Regions from separate parts of the Mus musculus genome. Here regions 1 and 3 are each linked to region 2. The links are chromatin loops, found by intact Hi-C in ENCODE. Cell type or tissue: left cerebral cortex. All regions are shown on one strand.

Region 1 (8,000 bases), 270 kb after region 2:
CAGCATCAGCATCTGCAAGAGCATCAGCATCCGCACCCGAAACCCCGTTCGGGCGCGCTCCCGGAGGGTGGGGTGCAGTACCGCGCTGCGCGTCCCCGAGTCTCGCGCCCGCGCCGCGCGTGCCCGTGCCGCTCGCTCCTGCGCGCGCCTCCTCAGCATCCTTAGGCCCGGCAGCAACCCCCGCAGTCACTGGTGCGGCCGCGCCCGCCACTGGGAGGGTGCAGCCACTGGAGGAGGCTCCAAGTTGGTGGAGCGGCGGGGACCCCTCTCTGCGGGCCGCTCCCGGAAAGGCGGAAAGAGCAGAGGACGGCGCGCCGCCGTCCCCGAGACCCCAGCCCCTGACCCCTGCCCGCGGCCGCAGCATGCGCGCCCAGCCGGCGTGACCGGCTCCGCCCGCAGCCGCCCCGCAGCCCAGCCCGGCTCTCTCGCGGGTCACTCGGACCGGCGCCCGGGAGCGATGAGCCATGAAGCCGCCCGGCAGCATCTCCCGGCGGCCGACCCTGACGGGTTGCAGCCTTCCCGGCGCCTCCTGCGGCCCCGGCCGCTGCCCCGCCGGCCCGGTGCCGGCCCGCGCGCCGCCCTGCCGCCTGCTCCTCGTCCTTCTCCTGCTACCTGCGCTCGCCACCTCATCCCGGCCCCGTGCCCGGGGGGCCGCTGCGCCCAGCGGTGGGTATGGCCGGTGCCCTTTGCGTTGCCTTCCCCGCGGGGCCCTGGGGAGGAGAGAGAAGGGCACGCAGGTGCGTGTAACCCGGACGAGTGGGTCCCCAGCCTGGCCTTCGAGCGCCTCCCTGTCCACCTCTCCACCCTTGTCCGTCCCAAGCCCAGGTTCATGCTGGTTCACTTTTGGAAGTCCGTTTCTGTTGCATTCACTAAAGACCCATTCCAGTGACTGTGGGTTCCACCCAGAGGTATTTGGTGGCTCCTGAGTCCTTTAGCGCTCTCTATGTAACTTCCAGTGACAGGAAGATGCAGTGAGCTAGCAAGTTGCTTTTTGCCTTGGGGAACCTTCATATGAATGCGGAGGGGTGGGGGGCATGCAATAATAGTGACAAATGCTTGATCCCTCAAATTCCCCACCAGGTTTAGTCCCTACTGTTGGAATTAAGGTGAGAGAGGCATAATTTGGGGACCAGAGAATGAAAGTCTCCAAGACACTCTTTGCGCATGACCTTTGGCTGTGTTTTCCCAAAATGCTTGTCATAATGAGCAATCAGAATAATACAATGTTGAGCACACTGGTGATTGGAAGTCACTGAAAGCAGAAAGCTGGCCTTGGCAGTAAAAAAGAAAGAATTTGGAAAGTTGCCAGCAACTATAGCCCTTTATGGCAAAACAGTTTTTTTTCTCATCTCAAAGTTAGAAAGAAATAGAAATCATTCATATATGTATGTATATATGTGTGTGTGTATATACATATATATATACACACACACACATATATATATTTCTACATTCACACACACATAATACACATAAACACACACACACACACACACACACACACACACACACACAAATATATTTGAAAGTATCACTTTACATTCAGTGTCCATGAATTCAGGACCCAAGTTTTGTCTGGAGTGTTCTTGGCTCTCAGATGAGGTGATGTTAAGATGGGTACAGTTGAGCTGCTGCATCCTCTGAGGAGGGATGGGACAAGGGTCAGGACCCTTGAGCATGTTAGTTGCTGACTTTTCCCTAAGCGCATTCTGCTTTCTGACCCCTTACAGTTCAGATGTTCGGCTCTAAGAGTGGATAGAAAAGATATACCTGAGTACAGGACATGGTTGTGTAACCTATCCAGGCCAAACCACTGTTACAGTAACTTGTCTTTTGGTGTCTCCACTTTCTAACTTTTTAGCAATAGAAAACTTTGTTAATGTAATTAATGGAAAGATGTATTTTAGAGTTTATATATTTACTGGATGTATCTGTGTGTATTTGTGTATATTTGTGCTTCCCTCCCCCCCAACCCCCCCAGCTCCGCACTGGAATGAAACTGCAGAAAAAACCCTGGGAGTCCTGGCAGATGAAGACAACACATTGCAACAAAATAGCAGCAGCAGAAATACCAGCTACAGCAGTGCAGTGCAAAAAGAAATCACACTGCCTTCAAGACTGGTGTATTACATCAACCAGGACTCAGAAAGCCCCTATCATGTTCTTGACACAAAGGCCAGACACCAACAGAAACACAATAAGGTAGGCAGGAGGCTGAATATGTCCAACTTGCTGCCACAAGGAGTTCTCTTTTCATTTGATTTTCTGCCAGAATCTGATTTCACGAATTTTAGCGCAGCATTTTATTAAGTAAGCAATTAATACGATGGTAGAAGAGAAACTAGAGGGAATTAACTTGGGATCGACCGGGACAGGGTTTACTGTTTGTCTCTTTGACTGAAATGGAAACTGAACATTTTCAGACGTCCTGTGACAAACTGGGTCCCCGTGTCTCTCAGGTACCTTGGCACTAAGCAATAGAGTGAACTTGTTTGCAGTTCTGACTTGTTTCTGGGAGCATTTATGTAAAGGTGCAGGAAGCTACCTCCCAGGAGATATAAGTCCTGGCAGTCTGTCCACAGAAGGCAGTGTGGCTGTCCTTTCCCCAGCAGACTTTCCATGCAGAACTTGCACTTGAGTTCACTTTATTTCTTGAATTGGGCATGGCGGGGGGAAGCATTACTATGATGTCTTGTCAGGAAACAATTCAGCATTTCAAGAGACTGTGAAGAACAGAAAACAACGACTTATATAAGATATAGACCAGTTTTGATTGACATCACCCTTGAGGGCCCTCTGCATGGATGGTGAGCATTGGCTTTCCTTTTAGGTTGGTCGTGAAAGTGGCCCGGAGCCTGAGAAAGATACCCAAACAAAGACGAAAGTATCTAATGGTCCAAGAGTTTAAAGAATCCCCTGTCCTGGGTCTTATTGTTTGATCCAATGATATTTTGGATCTGAAGCAAGTCTACACAGTGCGGTAGTGGAAACTTTGCTCTGCATTGGGCACAGAAAACAGGCTGTTCTGTTTGTGGGCGTGATTTCACGGCACATGTCTGACTTTATGATAATAAGGTCACACATTGCCTTCTGAACTGTCCCTGTTTAGCCGGCACGAGCAGGAGCTGGTTAAACGTGTAGAACTTAGGCAGTGCGTCCGTGGTTTGCATCAGCATGTGATTGGTAGGACTGCCATGCCTCTCCCCATTTATGGGGAGACAGGGATAAAAGGCCTTTGTGGGACTCTTCTTACGGTTTAAAGCAGCTATTAGGTTTGAGCAGTTAATTGCTACTATTTTTAAAACAAGTGAAGTCCCTGAGAAAAAGTGTCCTTTATACTGAATAACTTTGTTAACCTGGTTAGCCACCTTTGTGTGATTTTGAAGGGGGTGTTGCCCACCATGGCTGAGACTGTGAGCTTCTCCCCTAGCAGGCCTTTCGCTTAGAAGGTTTCTGTAACTTAGTGGAGTAACTAATACTTCATGTCTTAAGGATAGAAGGAATAGATGTTGTCTTTAGGAAGAGATGCCCAAGGCCCCCTTGATAACATGCAGTGAGGACCAGCTAGCTTCCCTTATAAGTGATCCCTATGCTAAGTCGGGGATAGATTGCATTACTTGTTTATAGTTCTTAAACTCTAGGGCCTTTGTACAGGGTACTGGAGGAAGCCCATAGCTACCTCAAAGCCTGCTTTAAAGAAGGTCTAAAGCCTCCACAGCTGAGATCTGAAAGAGATTTCAGTGAAACTTCTTTTTAACGTGGGCGTTGGATGTTATGACTAATGTTGGTCCTATGGTCTAGCCTTAGATGGCTGCTTTGTTTATGGGTGCCATTTACTGCATATGTCTGACTTTATGATAATCAGGTCTGTTGACCTTTCACCTGTCACTTATGTAGATGAATGGGTTTCTCCTGTGGAGTACTGGCTTGCTGTTGGACTGACTGAATTTCTTGACTCTCCTCACCCTGGTAGCCTGACTTCTTTTCTACTTTTGAAAAGAACGTTTAGACAGACATGATATTTGACAGTCTTTTTCTTTTCTTATTAACTTAATTCGATAAACATCTGTTTATTTCTCATATGCAAAGCTGTATGGTAAAGGTTCACAGATAAGAGATGATGGGGTTCTCAAGGGTGAAAAAGCCACATTTATTCTCCAGGAGACACCGAGATGACATAAGCAAGATTCTGAGGCCTGGGTTAGATTTATAGTACAAATCTGATTTGGTTGCACCCTGACTTTTCCTTTTGTGATCTCTGAGTTCCTTTTCCCCCTAGGTCTTTAAGCTTCTGTGGACTGGTCAGTAGGACGTGTTTCGTGTTTTCCACTGGATCTTAGGATGACTTGCTGAATAGCAGACACACTTGCCAGCTCAGCTGCTTTCTAAAAGTCACAACGAGAAAGTACAGAATTCCCCTCATCCTTGCTTCTAAAAAAAAAGAACTTGATTTTAATATCCATGTACTTGGGACCTGTCCTTGCTCGGGCTCTGCTGCAGGCAAGCACATTTTAATGAATGCCTTAGAAATGCTGAATCACTGTGGTTCTCCCATGGATCCCTGTGATTGGGTGCAGATTTGGACTGGGACATTTCCAAATCTAGGTTGCAAGGCCACGCTCCACATTTATGTCTGAAGAAGTTTTGTAATCTTGTGTGTGGATGGGTCCTTCATACTTAACAGCCACGAAAGTTGAAATGCTTATTAACTCTTTCATAAAGGGATAGTCTGAAAGCTGGATGTGTGGTGGACCTGTGTATATGGTATTGGCTCTGAAAGCTTTAGCATTTCTATGTCAAAGAATGCTTAGGAATTTTGCAGGTTAGTTTTTGTTTGTTTGTTTGTTTTTTCCTTTTTGATCTGTCGTTTTGACACGCAAACTAGGAGCATTTGGGCAGAGGAAATCTCAGTTGAGAAAATGCCCTAATCAGATGGCCTGCAAGCAAATCTTGGGGACACTCTTTTGATTAACAATTGATGTGGGAGGTCCCCCTTCCTCAGGTCAGTGATCCCCTGGGCTGATGGTCCTGGAGTATATGAGAAAGCAAGCAGAGCAAACCATGGAACAAGAGTCAGTGAGTAGCACTTCTCCGTGGTCTCTACCTCAGTTCCTGTCTCTACTTCAGTTCCTGCCTTGAACCCCTACTCTGACTTCTTTCAGTGATAGGTCATGACCTGGCATGTGTGAGCCAAAGCATCCCTTCATTCTCCATGTTGCTTTGGTCATGGTGTTTTATCACAGCAATTGAAAGTGAATGAGAACGGGAATCATTTCAATGTCTGCATAGAGTGATGTTGAAGAAATAGTTAAAGCCCACATGGCTCCATTTTTGAGAGAAGGGAACAATTATAACTGTACCTGGATATGAGGCATAAAACCAAGCCAGTCTGAGAGTGGGCAGGGGATGAATAGATACCTTAGGTTTTCTTTCTACTTTTCGTACTTCTCCAAATTAAGATTTTTTTGATAGGCAATCTTATCTGATCGTTTATTATAGCAATCTCCTTACTACCTAAGATGTCAGTTTAGTATTACATAGCAGTAGTATCAGGGCATGGTAATGAAGAATTTTAATTTTGTGGGTACTGGAAAATATATATTTGGTATCATCCCATTTTCTGTCACACAGACTCTTGAAATCATCAGAGTGATGAGAGACTGCTCTTTCATGGGGTAATGTGACAATGCCTGGTGACTGGGGCCTTCTAAGATGTTTTTTATGATGGGAGTCTAGTCACTAGAAAGATGAAGGTGTGATTGAAGGGTTGGGACTTTCATCCTCAGCCATCTGGAAAGGACCTTAAGATATAGTTGATCATCAATGTCTAGGGGCGTGATCAACCACACTTATAAAATGAAGGTTCTCCAAAGCTTCTGACCCAAAGGGACCAGATTCTGGGTGTGGCACCTGCGGAGGCCCAGAGCTCATACCTTTCTTTCATATCTTGCCTTGTGTATTTCTTCCACCTGGCTGTTTAACCTGTCACTTTTATAATGTCTTTTTTGGCAACTAGTAAATGTTTTCCCTGAATTCAGTGAGCTTCTCTTAGCAAGTCAGTCAACTCTGAGGGAGTGTTGAGAGGCCTGATTTATAGCCTGCTCGCTCAGGTCCTAGCTTGGAGCTTGTGATTGGCATCTGAAGTCTTGTGGGAGTCAACCTCCAACCTGTGAGATCTAACACTATCTTCATTCAGATGGATAGTGTCTGAACAAAACTGAATTAGAGGACCTGGCTTGTTCATTGCGGAGAATCCTCAGATTGCTTGGCGTGTGGGAAAGAAGACCGGGGCAACTCATGCCAACAGTGTTGTGTTGAGTGTTGAGTGAGAATGAGGATGGAAGAAGAGCTTTGCATTTTCCTATGCCTGCTTGTTATCAAGACTTGCCAGTCTTTATGAGTCTATGCGACGTTATATGATTATTACACATAACAATATATCATCAATACAGTATACAAATCTAACGGACAGTAAACATGAACAGCAGGAGAAACTGACTCATTCATTCTTCATTCATTCACTCCCCTTTAAGATGATGCTGGGAAGTCTTTTCCTGAGAATGTTGATCAAAATTTACTTGTCTTTTATGTGGTCTCTCGTCTGATAGGGAGGGAGTGGGAGAGGGACACGAGGCATAGTTTAGGGTCGGGGAGGGTGACCCACATATCATTGGAGTCACCTAAACAAATTACCTCTTGTCACAACTGACTTTTAGGTAAACAGGCTACTCCCTACTCCCCACAATTCCAGGTTAAAGAGAGAAACGGGGGAGTTTAGTAAAGTCAGTTCCCTTTTTATTTTGGTGTTGGGAGTTGAATCCAGACACTCGTGTGTGCTGAACATATGTCTACCACAGAGGGTCATGTCAGCTGTAAGCGAATTTGGACTGTAGTGATTATGCATTTGAGTTTACTTCAGGGCAAGGCTGGTCCCACAGTTCTTGATTTTCTAGAAGCCAGAAGCTCCGTTTTCCTTAGTATGGGACAACAGAAAGAGCAGTAAGGCATAAGGAAGTCCCAAGGAGTTCTCCTGCAAGATGTTCTTATATAGTTTTAGAAGTACGGAGTATATGTTTTTATGATCCTTATTTATTAAAAGGAAGTTTCACTATTGTGGGACATGGAACACCCATATATAAGAAAATATATAGAGAAAGAATTGAGTGATTGCCGTACATCTCCTGTTATAATCACACTGAAATTAAAAACAAATAGCCTACAGATTCTTCTAGATTTTTTTTTTGTACTTGACTAGATCATCAGGAGTGGTAATTGTAGTCTTGAGTTTTGCCATTGTGGGAGTCGCTAAACCTATGCTTATACTATTTAAACTTGCAAAAACACCTCTATAGTGGCCCCCCTGCTTCATTTGCAAATTTTCTTTTAGGCATTTCAGTCTTGTGAGTAAGGAGAAGGACGCAGACAGTGCATTAGGTATGTGAGAGACCGGAAATGGGAGTGTGGCTAGTAAGAACAAAAGCCCTTCACAATTCCTTAGAAATCTAGTGACCAAGGTTTATTTTACATGCAGCAGTTGAGATTTATCATTGGTGTCTTCAAACAGGACTAATAGCTAGAGAGCTGCAGACAGAGCCAGGGTTTGAATCCACCTCTTTCCTGGGCAGAGCTCTTGGTGGACAGAGATAGTGAGTGTCAGAAGTGAGAGGCTGTATAGACAGGAGAGACAGATGCAGGGGTTTGATTTATTCCATGTCATGGGGTGAGTCATAGGAGGGGGCTCAGGAAATGAGCATGGTGTCCAACACCAATCCTGTGGCTCACAGAGCGCTTACCTTCCAAAGGGGGTGGGGGGAGGGGCACAGACAAGCCTACTAACAACACCAGCCTGTTAATTAGAAGTGTTGACAAGTGCTTGGAGAAGATAAAATAACAGAACATGGGAGAGAATGGTGGTTTCCTTTGAAGGGCAGAGTGGGCCTAGATGCTGGGTGTGACAGGTCCACCGAGTGTTAAGAAGAAGCTCCTATGTAGAGGAGGTG
Region 2 (8,000 bases):
GTCTGACCTATGGGATGCAGACCTGCCAAAAAAGAAAACACCACTCGAAGCGCTTCAACTTGCCCACTTCAACGCGTCCTCACCTTTCCTCCGGAGCCCACCGAGTAGTTCCGCGGACCTGTCCGGGTCTCCCTGACCCCTCAAAACCCTGGCCGCTAAGTCAATATGGCGGCCACGGCAACCTCTGTCAGCCCGACCTGGAGGACGGAAAGCCAGGAGGGACTAGAAACACAGATTCGACTGTTTTTCCCCGTCTTCGGACCTGTTCGGCAATTTCCGAGAGCGAGCCCGGGAGGAAGCGGAGAAGACGACTTGGACCTGCAGTTCCGCCGGAAGTAGCCGAGGCCTTGCGTCCGAGCGCTTTCGTTCAACTCCGGCTCCTCAGAGGGCGTTTCCCTTCGTTTCGGAGTCCTTGGAGCGAAGGCATTTTAAAATGCCTCCTTTATTAATTTTCTTCCAAAGACAAGGGAAGGCCGGCGGACGACCTGTGGGCCCTTTAGTTACCAAGTCGCAGTGGTACGCGGAGGACCGAGACTAGGAACGGACCTTGACCTTTAACCTCTAGCCGGGGCGGCGGAGGGAAACGCCTCCGTCTCTATATAAGGAGTTTTCCGGACGCTCTGGGTCCTTTTTTTCCCTCAGCGCTGGCCGCGGCCTCCCGGCGCTCTCGTCCTCCGCTTTTGCACAGCTCCCCGTTCCAGCCTTCGCCATGGGATTCGGAGACCTGAAAACCCCTGCCGGCCTCCAGGTGCTCAACGATTACCTGGCGGACAAGAGCTACATTGAGGGGTGAGCAGGAGCCGAGAGGCTGGGGGGCCGGGGCCACGTGGCGCGGGCTCGGCGGGAAGGAAGCGGGTCTCCGGATGCTGGGGGACGCCGAGTCAGTGCTCCCGGGGCCGGGATGCCAATGGAGCGGGACCTCCCGGGAGGGGCTGCCAGCATTATAATTGAGATGATGCTTGCTCTCCGTGTGCCCACGTCCAGCTGGTTCTTCCGCGTCTTTGGACAAGTTAGTTTGTTAGTTGAAACCTGTGGCAAGTCTGGTGGGATGAGTTCTCCTGGGTGGCAGATAGTTCTTGGGCTTGCCTAGATTCAAACATGTTCTGTGTCCTTTCAATGAGAAGCAACTTAGGCTAGCCCTGTAATTGTTCTCACTAGTTAGCTTGACGGATATGGGCTATGTCATTTACCAGCTAGTGTTTGTGTCTTTTCTTTTAAAGGTCTGTGCACTTGTTTTTGTGTCACTGGCAGGTACGTGCCATCACAAGCAGACGTGGCAGTATTTGAAGCAGTTTCTGGTCCACCACCTGCTGACCTGTGTCATGCCCTACGTTGGTATAATCACATCAAGTCGTATGAAAAAGAAAAGGCCAGGTAAAGGTATCTTTGTGCTACCTGGATTTTCACATGCAAAGTAGGGACCGGGTTAAAGTTGGCTTTAGCATTGCTGACCTAGTGTGAGCTGAATTTCTTTGTGACCTTACAAGGCCAAGAGACTGAAGTCCTCCATTTTCTCACAGAACAGGTAGAACATGGACAACCGCAGTTCACCTTTCCCACACCTCTCTGATCATGTGCTTTGGACCTGGGGGGGCCACCGCTGGGGTGTGAGGGTAGCTCGCTCATTCGGTCCCTGGCCATTCTTCTGAAACTACCAGCAAGGGTGGAAGTTTGGGGAAGTGGATTCCAGTTCACTAAGAATGGAAGTGAGCATACTTAATGAAATCTCAAACAGATGTTCATTCTGAAAGAGTAAGCCGTAGTGAGTACTGAATACAATGTCTCCCATGGGTGAAGAGTAAAGTTATTTGCCTGGGATTGTGCTAAAGGTTAAATAACCAGAAGAGAGTGGGAGTTCCTGGGAAAGGAAGATTGTGTGTTTTGCCTAGAAAGGGCTTTGACACTGACCTAATGTGGCAGAATGTTTGTTTTCAAGCCTGCCGGGAGTGAAGAAATCTTTGGGCAAGTATGGCCCTAGCAGTGTAGAAGACACCACAGGAAGTGGAGCTGCAGATGCTAAGGATGATGACGACATTGATCTCTTTGGATCTGATGATGAGGAGGTATGACTTCATCTTTATCCAAGCATATTGAGAAGCCTGAGGACAGATGCCATAGCCACTCCCTGGATGGATCCTGGCGTGGCTTTATTGTCTGCCTTTTAAAATTTATCACTGGGTACATGATGAATAAAATCAAATCACCTTCTTTCGGCTGAGCTCCTGATGGATTTGCTTTTTCTGATAAATCTGGTGGGTTTTGTGATGACCTTGTCACTACATTTAAGCAGAAGATAACCAACTTTGTGAAACATCTTTTCTCTGTACAGGAAAGTGAGGAAGCAAAGAAGCTACGAGAAGAACGCCTTGCACAGTATGAGTCCAAGAAAGCTAAAAGTGGGTAATCTTCATTGTTAGTAGTGTTGATTTCAGGAGCTTGTCCAGTGCTTGCCCTAAAGTGGATTTTCCCCAGTTAAATTGAATGGGTCAATATTTTAAAACTTCCACAGCTACTGGTCTACAGCTGTCTTTATGGTAGCAGTTGTAGCATTCCTCTGTGGGAAAGAAACTGTTACACAATTTAATGCCTCTTTCTTAGCCACACAGGAGGAGGATTATGTGTGACAGACACAAGGCAAATTGTGTGTGTGTTTGACAAAAAGATGGTCTGTTTTAAAACAAATTTGAGATTTGACTTAATGGTGAAAGTGTTGAGTGTTTAGGTGCACTTCTTAATCTTCCTTAGAGCCTGCAGTTGTTGCGAAGTCTTCCATCCTACTAGACGTGAAGCCTTGGGATGATGAGACGGACATGACAAAACTAGAGGAGTGTGTCCGAAGCATTCAAGCAGATGGCCTGGTGTGGGGCTCCTGTAAGTGTGATGCTTGTGTTTTAGGGATTTGTGCGTTTTCCCGTAAGGATTTCCTAACATTTACCCCTTGATGTTCTTTTTTAGCTAAATTGGTTCCAGTGGGATATGGAATTAAAAAGCTTCAAATACAGTGTGTAGTTGAAGATGATAAGGTTGGAACGGATATGCTGGAAGAGCAAATTACTGCTTTTGAGGACTACGTACAGTCCATGGATGTGGCTGCTTTTAACAAGATTTAAATCATTCTTAAGTCAGTGCACTTAAATAAAAGCTTGAAAGATAACCCTTGGCTCTTCATTTTGCTGTGAAATGGTATGTCTTCATTTTGAAGGAAAGGATTCAGTGTAACTCATTAGTGGCGAAAACTTGAACTGGAAAGAGAAATAGCTCAGCATTTTTAAACCACTCAGCTTGATGACCAGACCAACCTGAAGTTGTCTTTTAGCCAACACTGTGTGTACCATAGATATAATTAAAAGGAAGATAAAGAACTGATGTGTTATTAAAGATTTAGCAATTAGAGTATACTTTTGTGATTAGTGAAATAATTCTTTTGCTGTTAGCAGTACATGATACTATTGATAAACTGTCACTAGATGCCTTCGATGTCTTTCTGAAAAACTGAATCTTGGGCTGCTGAGATGACTCTATGATAGCCACTGAGGTTGCTTACTGTTTGGTTCACTCCATAGAGTAAGAGCGAAACTCTAGAAGGTGCTCTGATGGCCACGAGCACAACACCTGTACATAAGAGTTTTTGGAAGTGTCCTGAAAGGAACATTGTAGGCTCATAAGGTGGTCAAGTGTGGGTTTTCAGAACTCAACCTAGAGATGGAGGGAAGTGCTGGGGGAGGCAGTATGCGCAAAGCTATTCCTTGGAGACACTTGTGGGAGGTTATGCTGCTCTAGAAGTACGTTATGAAATGTATCACAGGGCTGGAGAGATGGTTAAGAACACCAACTGCTCTTCTGAAGGTTGTGAGTTCAAATCCCAGCAACCGCATGGTGGCTCACAACCATCTGTAATGGGATCTGACACCCTTTTCTGATGCTTCCGAAGACAGCTACAGTGTACTTAGATATAATAATAAATAAATCTTTTTTAAAAAAATACATCACAGCAGTTTCAGCTTTGTGTTAAATTTTTGATATCTAAACATTTACTATAATTTTTACTGTTTGGGCATTTTTTTTTAAATAAATTTTATTTTATGTATATCAGTACACCGTAGCTGTCTTCAGACACACCAGAAGAGGGCATCGGATCCCATTACAGATGGTTGTGAGCCACCATGTGGTTGCTGGGATTTGAACTCAGGACCTCTGGAAGAGCAGTCGGTGCTCTTAGCCACTGAGCCATCTCTCCAGCCCTGCTTGGGCATTTTTTTTAAAGCTTTGTGTATGTGTGTGAGCCAGGTGGTGGTGTATACTTTTAATTTCAGCGCTCAGGAGGCAGAAGCATGCAGACCTCTTAGTTCCAGGCCAACCTGGACTACACAGAGTCCAGGGCAGTCATGTATACAAAGAAGCCTTGTCTTAAAAACAAAGCTTTCTGAATTTTATAGATAGGAATCTAGAAGATTAACTAGCCCAGTTCCTTCAGACAGTACTCTTGCTCTCGGTCAGGTTTTAGGTTGACTACCTTCAGTGAGGGAAGCTTTACATTGTAAATATGTATTATAATCGGATACATAGACTCAATAAAGCATGTACTAAGGAGAATGTATGTACAGCAGACCCAGGCTAAAACAGTGGGTGTTTTTTTCTAGGTAAGTTAGGATCATGAAGGCCAGCAGAGGGCAGTGTTAGGAGCATGAGGGCTATGGCAGAACCCTGAGAGCCCGCTGAACTTGTCAGAAGCATGAGAGCAGAGAAAGGGCCCTGTCAGGACCATGAGAGCCAGCAGAGGGCAGCACTTGGTATTCTAAGGCTCCATAGTGCGTGGGGATTCTGGAGAACACTGACAAAGGTACATTTTATTCATCTTTACTGGTGTTCCTGTAAACAAAAGAACAGGAGATAGAATTATGCTGGCAATTCATGCTCTCTGAATAGCATCTATACCATCTGGAAATACGTTTATTAGTAATCTACAGACTTGTATTTAGCCAGAATTTTCTGTAACCATGATGTTCTAGAGGACTAAAAGCGAACACAAAATGGTAGGCATGTTTCATAAAGGGGCAAGAGGTCTGGCCCCTCCCTTTGGTTCTGAACCAGCCTAGTTTTGCTTTGGCCAGTTCAATATAGTGGAAGCAATGCTGTGTGACATAACCTGTCAGAGGATTGTGGATGTGACTCAGTGGCAGACCTCATGCTGCCTGCAGTTTGGAAGTCTGGTGACCCTGGCCATGGCCATGGAACAATTATGAGAGGAAGGACAATAAGATCTAATGAGTAGCTAGTCCAAGGATTCCAAGCTAGGGCCATTTGCATCATTATCTACTTGAAGTTCCAAGCTTAGGAAGCAGGATCAAGTCACCCCATCTCATTTATATTCCAGAAACTCAGAAATGATCTATACTAACAGTAAATTGACATTTTAAGTAACTTATTTAATAAACAGTTAACAGGAATGGAAGCTTTAAATCCATAACCAACTAATACTTTATAAATTATTAAAAGTTTGAATGTATATGTACTTAATACTGTTAAAATACGTGTAAATTCAATTTGTTTATGGAGGCAGCCTAGGCTACATAGATCTTACCCCAAATAAAAGGTTTTGGGGGTTTTTTTGTTTGTTTTTTAAGATTTATTTATTATATGTAAGTACACTGTAGCTGTCTTCAGACACCCCAGAAGAGGGCATCAGATCTCATAATGGATGGTTGTGAGCCATCATGTGGTTGCGGGGGATCCGAACTCACCACCTTCAGAAGAGCAGTCAGCGCTCTTAACTGCTGAGCCATCTCTCCAGCCCCCTTTGGGTTTTTTTGTAATTGAAAAGGTGATGGTGAAGGAGCTGGAGAGCTGGCCCAGCTTAGCCAAAGTGCATTCAAGGAAGACCTGAGCTCAGCTCCTGGAACACACAGTAGAAACAGCCTGGCATGGTGCCCTGCACTGGCAGTATCAGTGTTGAGATGGAGCCAGGCTAGGCTAGGCTCTGGCGCTCGCTGGCTAGCTATTTTAGCCTCATTGGTGAGCTCTAGGTAAGTGAAAAACCCCAGTCTCAAATAAATAAATAAACAAACAAATAAAAGGTGGGTGTCTCCATGAGAAACACATGATTTAGTTACAGCTTACACCTCCAAACACATGAACATGCACGCGTACACAAAATGACGCAAAAGCAAACAAAGAACCCAGCCTGATACTTTTTCAATAGAGATAATTAATATAATGTGGTATACACTATAAAAATGACTTAATTTGATACATACATTGCAGTACATTAACAGACGCAGGCTAAAATAGTGGAAGAAACTTTTAGGCTGTCAGTATCAGAACGGCCACCAGAGGGCAGCCAGAAAGATACATGATTTAAATTGCAGGGAAGAAATCCTCCCTTTTATAGCCAAGCAAAAATATAACTGAACAAAAACATGATCAGTGTGGATCAGAATGCAACCTAATCTGAAAGGATTTGTTATGAGGCTCACATGAAAACTTTGCACTGATTTTCTGGGAACACAATACTCACTGGGCAGTTTCTAGGAGAGACAGGCTCTTGGTTTCAGCACTCCTGAGTTGTTCACTGACTGTACCAGAGCAGCTGGCTTCCCACAGCGAACGCTTTAGTACCTCAGCAACAGAGGCCCTGAAGCGGGCTTGGAACGTCTTGCTTATTAGGACGTAAAGGATGGGATTCAAGCAGCTATTGAGGAAGGCTAAGCCAGTTGAGAGGGGGATTCCACCCTGCAGCACATTCTGGAAAGAGCTGTTGTGATGAATGCTGAGCTCCCAGATGCTAAACAGGTGATAAGGGGTCCAGCAAACCAAGAAGGCAATGACCACAGACAGGATCATCCAGAGATGCTTTCTAGATATCAGGATGTTCCGCTTTTTCATCTTGAAGATGAGGCACAAGTAGCAGGAGCTCATGGTTAGCAAAGGGAAGAGGTAGCCAAAGAGGAACTTCACCCAGGTCAGAACATGGTGTCTCATCAAGGTGAGTTCATGCTCCTGGAAATTATTATAACAAATGATGTGGTTGTTGACCTCCATGGTGTCCCGGAAGTATAAGGTAGGACCTCCAAGCAGAGAAGCCAACAGCCAGACAAGTATAACAACAACCAGTGAGCTCTTTAGAGTCCGGTGCCGATGAGACAAGCCAGGATGGAGCAAGTGGATGTAGCGGTCCAGGCTGATCACTGTCAAGAAGAAAACACTGGAAAACATGTTCAGTTGGGCAATGAAGGAATTAACCTTGCAGAGCCACAGGCCAAAGGGCCAGTGGAAACTCAAGGCCACGTAGGAAATGTACAGGGGCAGGAAGAGAACAAAGATGAAGTCTGCGATGGCCAGATTGAGGAACCAAAGAGTGGTGACTGTCTTCTTCCACTTGAATCCCATGAGCCAAATGACGATGGCATTTCCTGGGATGCCCAGAACAAATGCTAGGGCATATAAGAACAGGGAGATCCAGTGAACGAGTCCCAGGTACACCTTCTCCTCCGGGTCAGACTCCTGGGAGTAATAATCTAAGGCATAGGAATAGTTGTCCAACTCCTCAAATAACATTTCCTTTGAGACTTCCATGATGATCTTGTAGGTGAAGAGTAAGGAAATCTATAAAAGCAAATTTTAAAGGAAAAAGAAAAGCTTAAGAATTAGGTTTGGTGAATAGAAAGAACATAAATCCAAAGATACTCCATTTTATGACGATTTTAGAAGGGCTTGCATTTATACTACAGATGTCCAAGTCCTAGGTTCACCGACTACACTCACTCACTCAAAGCTTTTGAGAGTTCATTTGTGATTAAGTAATTAAGTGAAAAATGATCTACTCTACAGGTCAAGTCCTCTGTCCTTAACACTTATAGTCCATTATGGTGCATTAAAGGAATCTTGGGGCTGGTGAGATGGCTCAGTGGGTAAGAGCACCCGACTGCTCTTCCGAAGGTCCGGAGTTCAAATCCCAGCAACCACATGGTGGCTCACAACCATCTGTAACAAGATCTGACGCC
Region 3 (8,000 bases), 92 kb after region 2:
TTCTTGCTGGAGCGTGGGGAGGAGGTAATTTACTGGTGCTTTGGCCACTCATCAGTGACTACATCACTGAAGAAAATGACACCCTCCTCCCCCATCAACCATTAGCTGTGGATAGTCCCTCAGGGAAGGGTCTGGCCTCTTGGACCCTTCTCCCATCCATGATTAAATATAGACAGGCCCAATCTTGTGCAGGTTTTATGTGGATTGTTACAGCTTCGGTGAGCTCGTGATTGCAACAGCTATGTCAAGCACAGAAGACTTTTTTTTTTTTTTTTCCTGCACATCTCCCACACTGTGGCTCTCAAGTTCTTTCTGCCCCTCCTTTCCCAAGTGTCCCCACTCCCACCCCCACCCCCAGACTTAGAGTGACTGATAGAAATAGCTGTCCCATTTGGGGTTGTGAAAGCCACCATCACTCCTCACTCAGGCTAGTGACAGGTTTGAGCAATAGTGGTTGCAGGCTGCAGTGCGCAGCTTCTCCGACAGCATTACCTTGCTTGCTCTCTCCATTCAGATGGTGCTCTCTCCATTCAGATGGTGCTCTCTCCATTCAGATGGTGCTCTCTCCATTCAGATGGTGCTCTCTCTATTTAAAATGGAATGTTTTTATGTTTCTCAGGACACAACTGAACCAGAATGCACATATTTATAATCATTCTGTTTTAAATTGATGATTTGAATGTGATGCATAATGTGAGTGGATTGTTAACCCTTAAAGATGACAAATACACGTTTAGTAGTGCCATGATCAAACCCAGGATCTTGTGCACTCACGGTGGATTTACATGTGCTCCCAACCCCAACATATACTCTTTATTGTTTTGTTCCATATGTTTGTTTGGAGAATAAAGTTGTGCTACATCCCTAAGATGGCCTCAAACCGCTAATCCTCCGGCCTTTTAAAACATTTTCTTTCTGACCTAGGGTCTTTACCATCTCCCCCCCTCCCCCCAATGCTGCTCACTGTGTAGGCCAGGCTGGCTGCAGACAACGCACTTGTGCATTACCACATCTGGCACCCCAACCTCTTTAAAAATATTTCATTGTGTGTGTGAAGACCAGAGAACAGTTTTCAGTAGTTCCTTCTCTCTACCCACCATGTGTGGGTTCTGGAGATGGGACTCCAGTTGCCAGACTTGGTGGCAAGTGTCTTTACTCACTGAACCATCTTGAGGGTCCCTCATCCTCTTGTGTGTTGGGATTACAGGTAAGTGTTGCTATACTGGCTCCTACGATATATTCTTTAAAGTGCTAAAATGTCAGGCTATTGTATAAAAGTTTATAAATTGGTATGATAAAGAACAAGATAATAGATTTTGGGGGGTATACTAAACCCCCAAGTCGATGAAGGTCTAAATTGCTATATGATTCAGCAGTGAACTCCAGATCACCTGTACAGCCTTTCCCCATGAGGTGTTAGCCTAACATTAGCTAAAATGACCAGAAAGTGATTTCTGGATAGAGATGAACATTGTTTTTATTAAAGGGAAGACAATCTGAGAGAATATATACTTAGGATCCTGTTCCACCAAGACTAGGGAGGAGATGGGATGCAAGAAACCTGTTGACTAAGGTCATTTGGATGAGTTTTTGCTGTGTGCACACCTCAATAATGGATTGAAAAGGAAATGGGAAATTACAACTTTTTGATCTTCTCTTGTTGATAATGAACTCGCCTATCACTCATTACCAGTAGACAGAAATCCGATCTGAATGGGCTGCAGTCTGGTGCAGAATGGCATTGCTTCTAATACTGTTGGCTAGGATGACATTGGAAGAAAAATTATGTGTGTCCCATAAGACAGGGATAGTTTATTTTCTTAACATGTAAAACACCCTCCCAGACTTTGCACATTATATATACATTAGTGTATATAAGAAGAAATAGAAGTAAAAGTGGTTAAGATGTTCCAAAAAAGCTTTCTCAAATTCAGACCTTAATTTTTGTGACTCATGTTTTGAGTCAGCTGTTGATTGCTGTGATTTTTTTCCGTGCAGTTCATCTTCTGTGACATGAAAATGCTGGTGATAGGCAAGATGACTCAGCTTGCCATGTAAACCTGACAACCCGAGTTCAAACCCTGGGACCTGTGATGAAGAGATGTGGCTCTTTCAGTCTCTGACCTCTACTTGGTCTTTTTGCTGTAGGAGCTCCGTGCCTGGCATACCTACACATGCATACTGACTCTCCGTATAATATTTAAATTATAGATATAAGTTAAAATGTTTTAAACTGCTAGTAATGCACAAGATCTTAGTCATTCAAGCAGCTAGCCCAACCTCTCCCTCGAATTTTGGCGCTGGCACCTTCTTGATCTAAGTAGGAGTCAGTGACTTCAGGTGATCTCCAAGCCATCTTGTCTCTCTTCAGTGTTTCTGATTAAAGTTGAAAAGGGATTATAAGTGGGCTGCTTGACTCAGTTAAAAAAAAAAGAAAAAGAAAAAAGAGATATTCAAGGTGGACTTTTTCCTTTTTGTTTTAGTACTGGATTAGCTTTATAGTGTGTGTGTGTGTGTGTGTGTGTGTGTGTGTGTGTGTGTTGAGTTAAAGTCTTGCTGGGTAGCTCAGGCTGGCCTCACATGTGAGATCCCCATGCCTTCTGGGTGCTGGGGATTGCAGGAACATGGCACCTTGCCCAGTGGGGCTTGTCGTTTCACTGTTCAGCCACAGGTCCCCCAAAGCACTGAGAACTAATGTTCTTGCTGAGCAACTGGGTACTGGCATCAAGGCAATAGATTTTAGCCCATCTTGTCACCCTCATCTCGGAAGTGCTGGGGAAACTGATTTTGGTTTTAGAAAAATCCTCCTTTCAAAAAAAAAAAAAAAGTCATCCCTTTCCCCAGGAAATCTTTTCCACATTTATTGTGTGTGTGTGTGTTCCTGTGCGCTTGAGCTGTCTTGAGCTAGAAGCTTGCAAGTTGTTTTCAAGTTTGAATGGCGAGATGTCTAATACTTCCCTTCCTTGTAGGGTTGCGGGTTTCATTAAACAATGCATTTTTACTCGTTTGAAGCAAGAACAGTTTTAAACAGCTGCACACATCTTTTGTATGTGGTAGCAATACTGCCATCTGGCCAACAAAATCAAGAGGCCCCAAGTTTTTAAGATGCATTCTGATTTTGGAGATGTTGAAGTGGGAAGATTAAAAAAAAAATGTGTGCTTTAGCTGAAATACAGTTATGTCAGGAGAAAAGGGTTAATTCGTGACTGGGTTTCGTCGATAATTCCAAGGCTGACAAGTGTAAAACATTTCTCTTAAAGACGTTTGTATTTTTGGTGTTTTACAAGAAATCTAGAGACTGGGAATATATACATCAGGGTTTGGCTGGAATGTGTTGTGTGTTGAGTGGCTGGGATGAGTCTCCAGAAAGGCCGTGCCAACAGCACCACGAATACTTTTACATAAAGCATGGCTCCCTAGCCTTGAGCGGTACTTGTACTTTAAGCACTTAGGAGGGCAAAGCAAGAGAATTAAGAGTTTGAGACCAACCTGAGCTACTTAGTGAACACCCTGTCTGCAAAAGAAAAGGATGTGTGTGTGTGAAGGAAATATAGCTTTCAGAGGCTGTTCTTATTTTAGGTAACGATTATTTTCTTCATCACAGACTCTTAGTACATATTCAGTAGTAACTGATTTAGCTTTGTGTCTCCCCATAGCACTTGGTTTTTGCTCACTACTGCTTTTGTAGAAGATAGGGCAGTGAATGTACTTGAGGGCAAACAGATATTTGTTAATTTTCGTAACCCTTTCTTGTGCTTATTAGAAGTCTGAATACCTTGTCTCTTTAAAGGAACCCGGGTCTCCCCTTTTGTTAAAGGGGGCTCATTGGACTCATTTTACAGTTACCCTTCAGCAGTGAAACGCAGAACGCGATAGCAACCTTAAAACAGTGTCTAGCCCTGAGTAAACGGGTCTTTGAAAAGCAGCTTTTGGTTGAGGCACCTCACTGCAGACTCTGGGCAACCAAGCTCTTCATTAACCCCTTGAACGCCATTCTCCTTGCCCGAATTCACATGTTGCTTCGCGAGCCATTTTTCATCTGGTCACTTGGGACTTAACTTCTCCAAAAGCTGAAGCTTGGCTCTGGGTCCCGGTCCCAAGCCCCAAACCCCAAGCTCTGATTCGGGCGGGGGGCGCGTGGGGCGGCGCCTGCAGGAAGTGTGCGCTTTAAGAGCGGGAGGAAGGGGCTCGCAGCGGCGGGGGCTGGCGCGGGGGCCGGGGGCGGCGCCGGGCCGTGCGTCAGAAGGGGCCCAGTGTTCGCACCTTCGCTGACGTCAGAGCTGCAGTGGGGCTGCGGTGCCTTGGCCAGCCCGTGCCAGCCCGAGCCCAGTCGCGACTCGGAGCCCGCGTCGAGCGACACGCGCTCCGCTCCGCTCCGCTCCTCCGTTCCGGGCGGGCGTGGCCCGGGGCCCGGCGGCTTCGGGACGTTTCGGGGGTCCTCGCGGCGCGGCGGAACCCAAGCGGCGGGCAGCGCGCCCAGGCCGGCCGCGGCCCGCAGCGGCCCGGAAGGAGAGCAGGAGGCATCCACGGAGGTGAGTGCCGTGGCGGGGCGGGCCGTGGCGGTGTGCGGGCCGGGAAACCCGCTTCCTGCCCGGGGGCGGCGTGGACGGCTCGTCCGGACTCCCGCGCTCGCCGCGACGGACTCGGGCGGCCTCACGGCGCGCAGCCCCGGGGCGGCTGCGGGGCACGGCGGAGGGAGGAGGTGAGCCCTGGTGGCGGCAGGGACGCGGGAGAGGCCAGGGCGGGCAGCGGGCGGCGGGCGGCGGGCGGACCGGGCCGCGCGAGGCATTCGGCGCCACCTGTCCACACACCCCCTTCGCCGCGTTGCCTGCGCGCTCGGTCCCCGGCCTTCCCCGCCGCGGAGTTTTGCTGGGGACCGTCGATGCTGGGTCGTGTGAGTGTGTGCGTGTTACCGATCGCTTTGCTGCCGTCGTGCAACAGTTGTGTAGAGCTGGTCAGAGACGCCATCGTCGTCTTTACTTGCTCCCAAGAAGGCCCTTTCCAGGTTCTACGGTTTTCTGACGACAGTTATGGGTAGCTCGGGAAAGAAAAAGAAAAGATGCAGGTCGCAAGGCACTAAAAACGGTTTTCGTCCCCAAATGATACTGTTTTTTTTAAATACGTGTATTTGTTTTTGCTGCAGTTATATGCTTCGAGGGGCGGCGAGGGGCATGGAGAAAGCCCGTAGCAAATCTCATCCACTAGAGAGAGTCCATTAACAATTTCAGATTATCAGCCCCTTCTTTTTGAGAATGTATACGTTCATGTACTTGCTTCATGTGCGTGTTTTACATAAGTGTGGGTGTTTATTTTTCGTTCTTTTCACTTAATACATCGAGGACTTTTTCTGTATGGTCTGAAACCAAAGCGTTACATGCTAGCTAGAAACTCGTTGAAAATTTGATTACGTATCACTGCAGTAGCCAGCCCATTGGCTGGAAGAAAGCTGAAATCAGGGTAGCAACCGGTTTCTATAACATATTGTTTACTCTTCCTAATAATTTGGGGCACTGTTTTTCATACCTGTTGGTCAATTGAGAGACTGATGTAGTTATTCATGACTAACATTAAAAAATGAATTAAGATAACAAAAAATGCCAGAATGTATACAGCTAGGGTATTGTTTTGTGAAACCTTTAAAAACTGCGTGTGCGTGTGTGTGCATGTGTGTGTGTACGCGCGCACTCTCGAGCATTGGGTTGTAATATAAAAATGTTATTGCTTCCTATGGTCTCATGCTAAATAACCTTAAAGTCACCAAAGTACTTTCAACACTCAAAAGGTATAAATGATGGAATTAAACTAAATGTTAATTTTATCCTTTTTTGTTTTCAGAGTAGTGATAATTGTATAGTGTACCAAATTTGGTTGCTAATTATTTGCTTTCACCTAATATTAAAACATTTTTTTTCTAAAAATTATTCTATTAAATTCTATTTTTCTATTAAAAAATGTCTAGATGTTAAGGAACTGAAGCACCATTTGCTCAGTTTCACCAGCCACCCTGTTTTTGGTGTGAGACCTGGAACAATATCCTTCCTTATTCTAAACCTCGGGTTGCCTCCTATCTTTTGATAAGATAATGCATTTGAAGCTGCTGACAGCATGCCTGGCTCAGATTAAGTGCTCACGGTTAGCTATTATTATTTTATTAGGACCCAATGGAAGTGTCCAGGATGCTTGTCGCCATCGGGAAACCAGCATAGCATGGATAACCCAAAAGGAAAAAAAAGCAAAGGTGAAAATTAGTTGCTAGTGTTATATGAAGGAACTGACACTGAATTAAAATGGTCTTTTTAAACATGGCTGGGCCATTGTTATGATTATAATTGCTTCTCATATTTCCTACTGGTAGACAGGTAATTTAGATTTCAGGGTTTTGTTTGTTGTAGTTTAACTTTTTAATGCATTTTTTTTTTTAATTTTTGAGACAGGGTCTCAATATTCAGTCCAGGCAGCCTGTGAATTCATGAGCCTCTTGTGTCAGTTTTCCAAATGCAGGGATTGTAGGTGTGCACCACCTCAACCAGCTTCGAGAGTTTTATGTAAAATCATATCCTTCTATTGACTTTTCTTACTTATTTTTTTTTAATTAAGTTGATGTCTTTTGTCAGGCAGTTGAGAAATATTTCCTATGAGGATTCCGAATTTTGCTAGCTTTCATTAGAATGACATAGTCAGTTGAAAGACAATATAATTCCAAACCATTCAACAATATTATTGGTTTATCTCTTGCACAGATGTGCAAGAAAAATTTTTTAGGGGTTGGGGATTTAGCTCAGTGGTAGAGCATTTGCCTAGCGCACAAGGCGCTGGGTTCTGTCCTTAGTGCCTGGGGGTGGGGTGAGGGGGGAAGCAGAAGCATTCCAGGTAATTCATATATCTCTATTCACCGCCCTAGATTGGCTTGTACATTTTTAGATGTTACAAAAACCAGTGAAATGAGGAGTGTGAACATTGTCATTAACAAATAGTATCAGAATTTTTATAGAAAATAAATGGAGTGTTTTGGACAAAAAAAGGCTTCTCTTTGAAAAGGTATAACTGGGTATGACGTCTGCAAGAGATTGGGAAAATGGAAAACAATCACAATTCTGCTCTTGGATTTGAAAATGGACTTAGGCTCTTGTCCTGTTCTACAGCAGTGAACGGGAGACTTTCTGAGAGTGCATCATACAATCTGGGGAAAAAATAATGTCTTGAATACAGGTTAATTTGTCCAAAGAAAGAAAGAAAAAATGAAAGAAAGAAAGAAAGAGACAAAACCTCTCCAAACATCCAAGCAAAAACAAAACAAAACAAAAAAAAACCTAACCTAATTTTCAATTGATATATATTATACATTTTAAATTAAAATATTAAGATTATATATGCAAGTATTTTTTAAATTATTGGCTACCAACTACTGGCTCTTATTTTGTTGGATAAAGAGAGATTTTGTCTTGCACAAATAAACTGAAACACTAAACAGCCTTTAAATATTCCATTTTGAAATTATATGTAATGGTGTGGAAAGGTGCTTATCACGTATGTTTAAACAAAAGCAGAGGGTGATTGCATAGAATGTCCAATATCATTCCCTTTCTGAGCTGTGTGACAAATGGTAAGAAAGAATTGTAGTTTATATTCTTTACTTACGTGTTTTTACAATTGTGTAACGAAATATTGTTTGTATTAAAATGGTCATTAAAGTGAAAACTAATGTGAATTGTTCTTTTATATTTTTTTTAAAAAAATCACTAATATACCTCTTGTAAAGAAATTCCTACTCTGTCTAAATTCTTTTTTTGGTTGGCTTTTGAATATTGTGATGTCAAACCCCAACCTACTTTTTCTGTTTTGCTGCCCCTTAAATTCTCAAATCAAGCCTTTGATTCAGCAGAAGTTACTAATTTACTATATTCAAATGTACTTATTTAGTACCTTTTATTTTTTTTATACCTCTTTAGTTTTCTACTTGGACTATGTTTTCCTAACATTATTGTAAGAAATTCTACTCA

The links. Hi-C counts contacts between places; a loop is a spot of excess contacts. Peaks named below come from ENCODE experiments on the same cell type or tissue, not always from the same donor. Only the 100,000 strongest peaks of a DNase experiment are listed, where the experiment ranks them.
Region 1: a loop joins it to region 2, with 2.2 times the contacts of the local background. A loop is called at or near these places in 4 of 42 quality-filtered maps.
Region 3: it touches region 2 in a loop (4-fold over the local background); 5 of 42 quality-filtered maps call a loop at or near these places.

What each region holds. Positions count from the first base shown.
Region 1 is chr1:63,445,747-63,453,746 of GRCm38, forward strand. It overlaps Adam23 (a disintegrin and metallopeptidase domain 23), which reads left to right and starts at 145. Exons shown (of 26, transcript NM_011780.3): 1 at 145-666; 2 at 1,982-2,202. The coding sequence starts at 465. In left cerebral cortex, no CTCF peak of the experiment used is centred here; DNase peaks (open chromatin) are centred at 95, 795 and 4,490; H3K4me3 peaks cover 1,378 bases; H3K27ac peaks cover 1,292 bases.
Region 2 is chr1:63,176,503-63,184,502 of GRCm38, forward strand. Ndufs1 (NADH:ubiquinone oxidoreductase core subunit S1) reads right to left here and starts at 320. Exons shown (of 19, transcript NM_145518.2): 1 at 84-320. It overlaps Eef1b2 (eukaryotic translation elongation factor 1 beta 2), which reads left to right and starts at 329. Exons shown (of 6, transcript NM_018796.3): 1 at 329-789; 2 at 1,252-1,374; 3 at 1,937-2,063; 4 at 2,330-2,396; 5 at 2,746-2,871; 6 at 2,956-3,984. The coding sequence starts at 710. The coding sequence ends at 3,110. It overlaps Gpr1 (G protein-coupled receptor 1), which reads right to left. Exons shown (of 3, transcript NM_146250.2): 3 at 6,069-7,602. The coding sequence starts at 7,572. The coding sequence ends at 6,511. Gm26457 (a small nucleolar RNA gene) reads left to right here and starts at 2,175; the gene lies at 2,175-2,252. It also overlaps Snora41. In left cerebral cortex, CTCF peaks have their summits at 214, 4,746 (motif pointing right) and 6,325 (motif pointing right); DNase peaks (open chromatin) are centred at 255, 544, 4,745, 5,918 and 1 more place; H3K4me3 peaks cover 1,489 bases; H3K27ac peaks cover 1,076 bases.
Region 3 is chr1:63,268,941-63,276,940 of GRCm38, forward strand. It overlaps Zdbf2 (zinc finger, DBF-type containing 2), which reads left to right and starts at 4,329. Exons shown (of 7, transcript NM_028673.1): 1 at 4,329-4,532; 2 at 6,156-6,238. Gm11608 (a long non-coding RNA gene) reads right to left here and starts at 4,316. Exons shown (of 3, transcript XR_865482.2): 1 at 4,264-4,316; 2 at 493-586. In left cerebral cortex, no CTCF peak of the experiment used is centred here; DNase peaks (open chromatin) are centred at 3,581, 3,911, 4,218, 4,965 and 1 more place; H3K4me3 peaks cover 1,728 bases.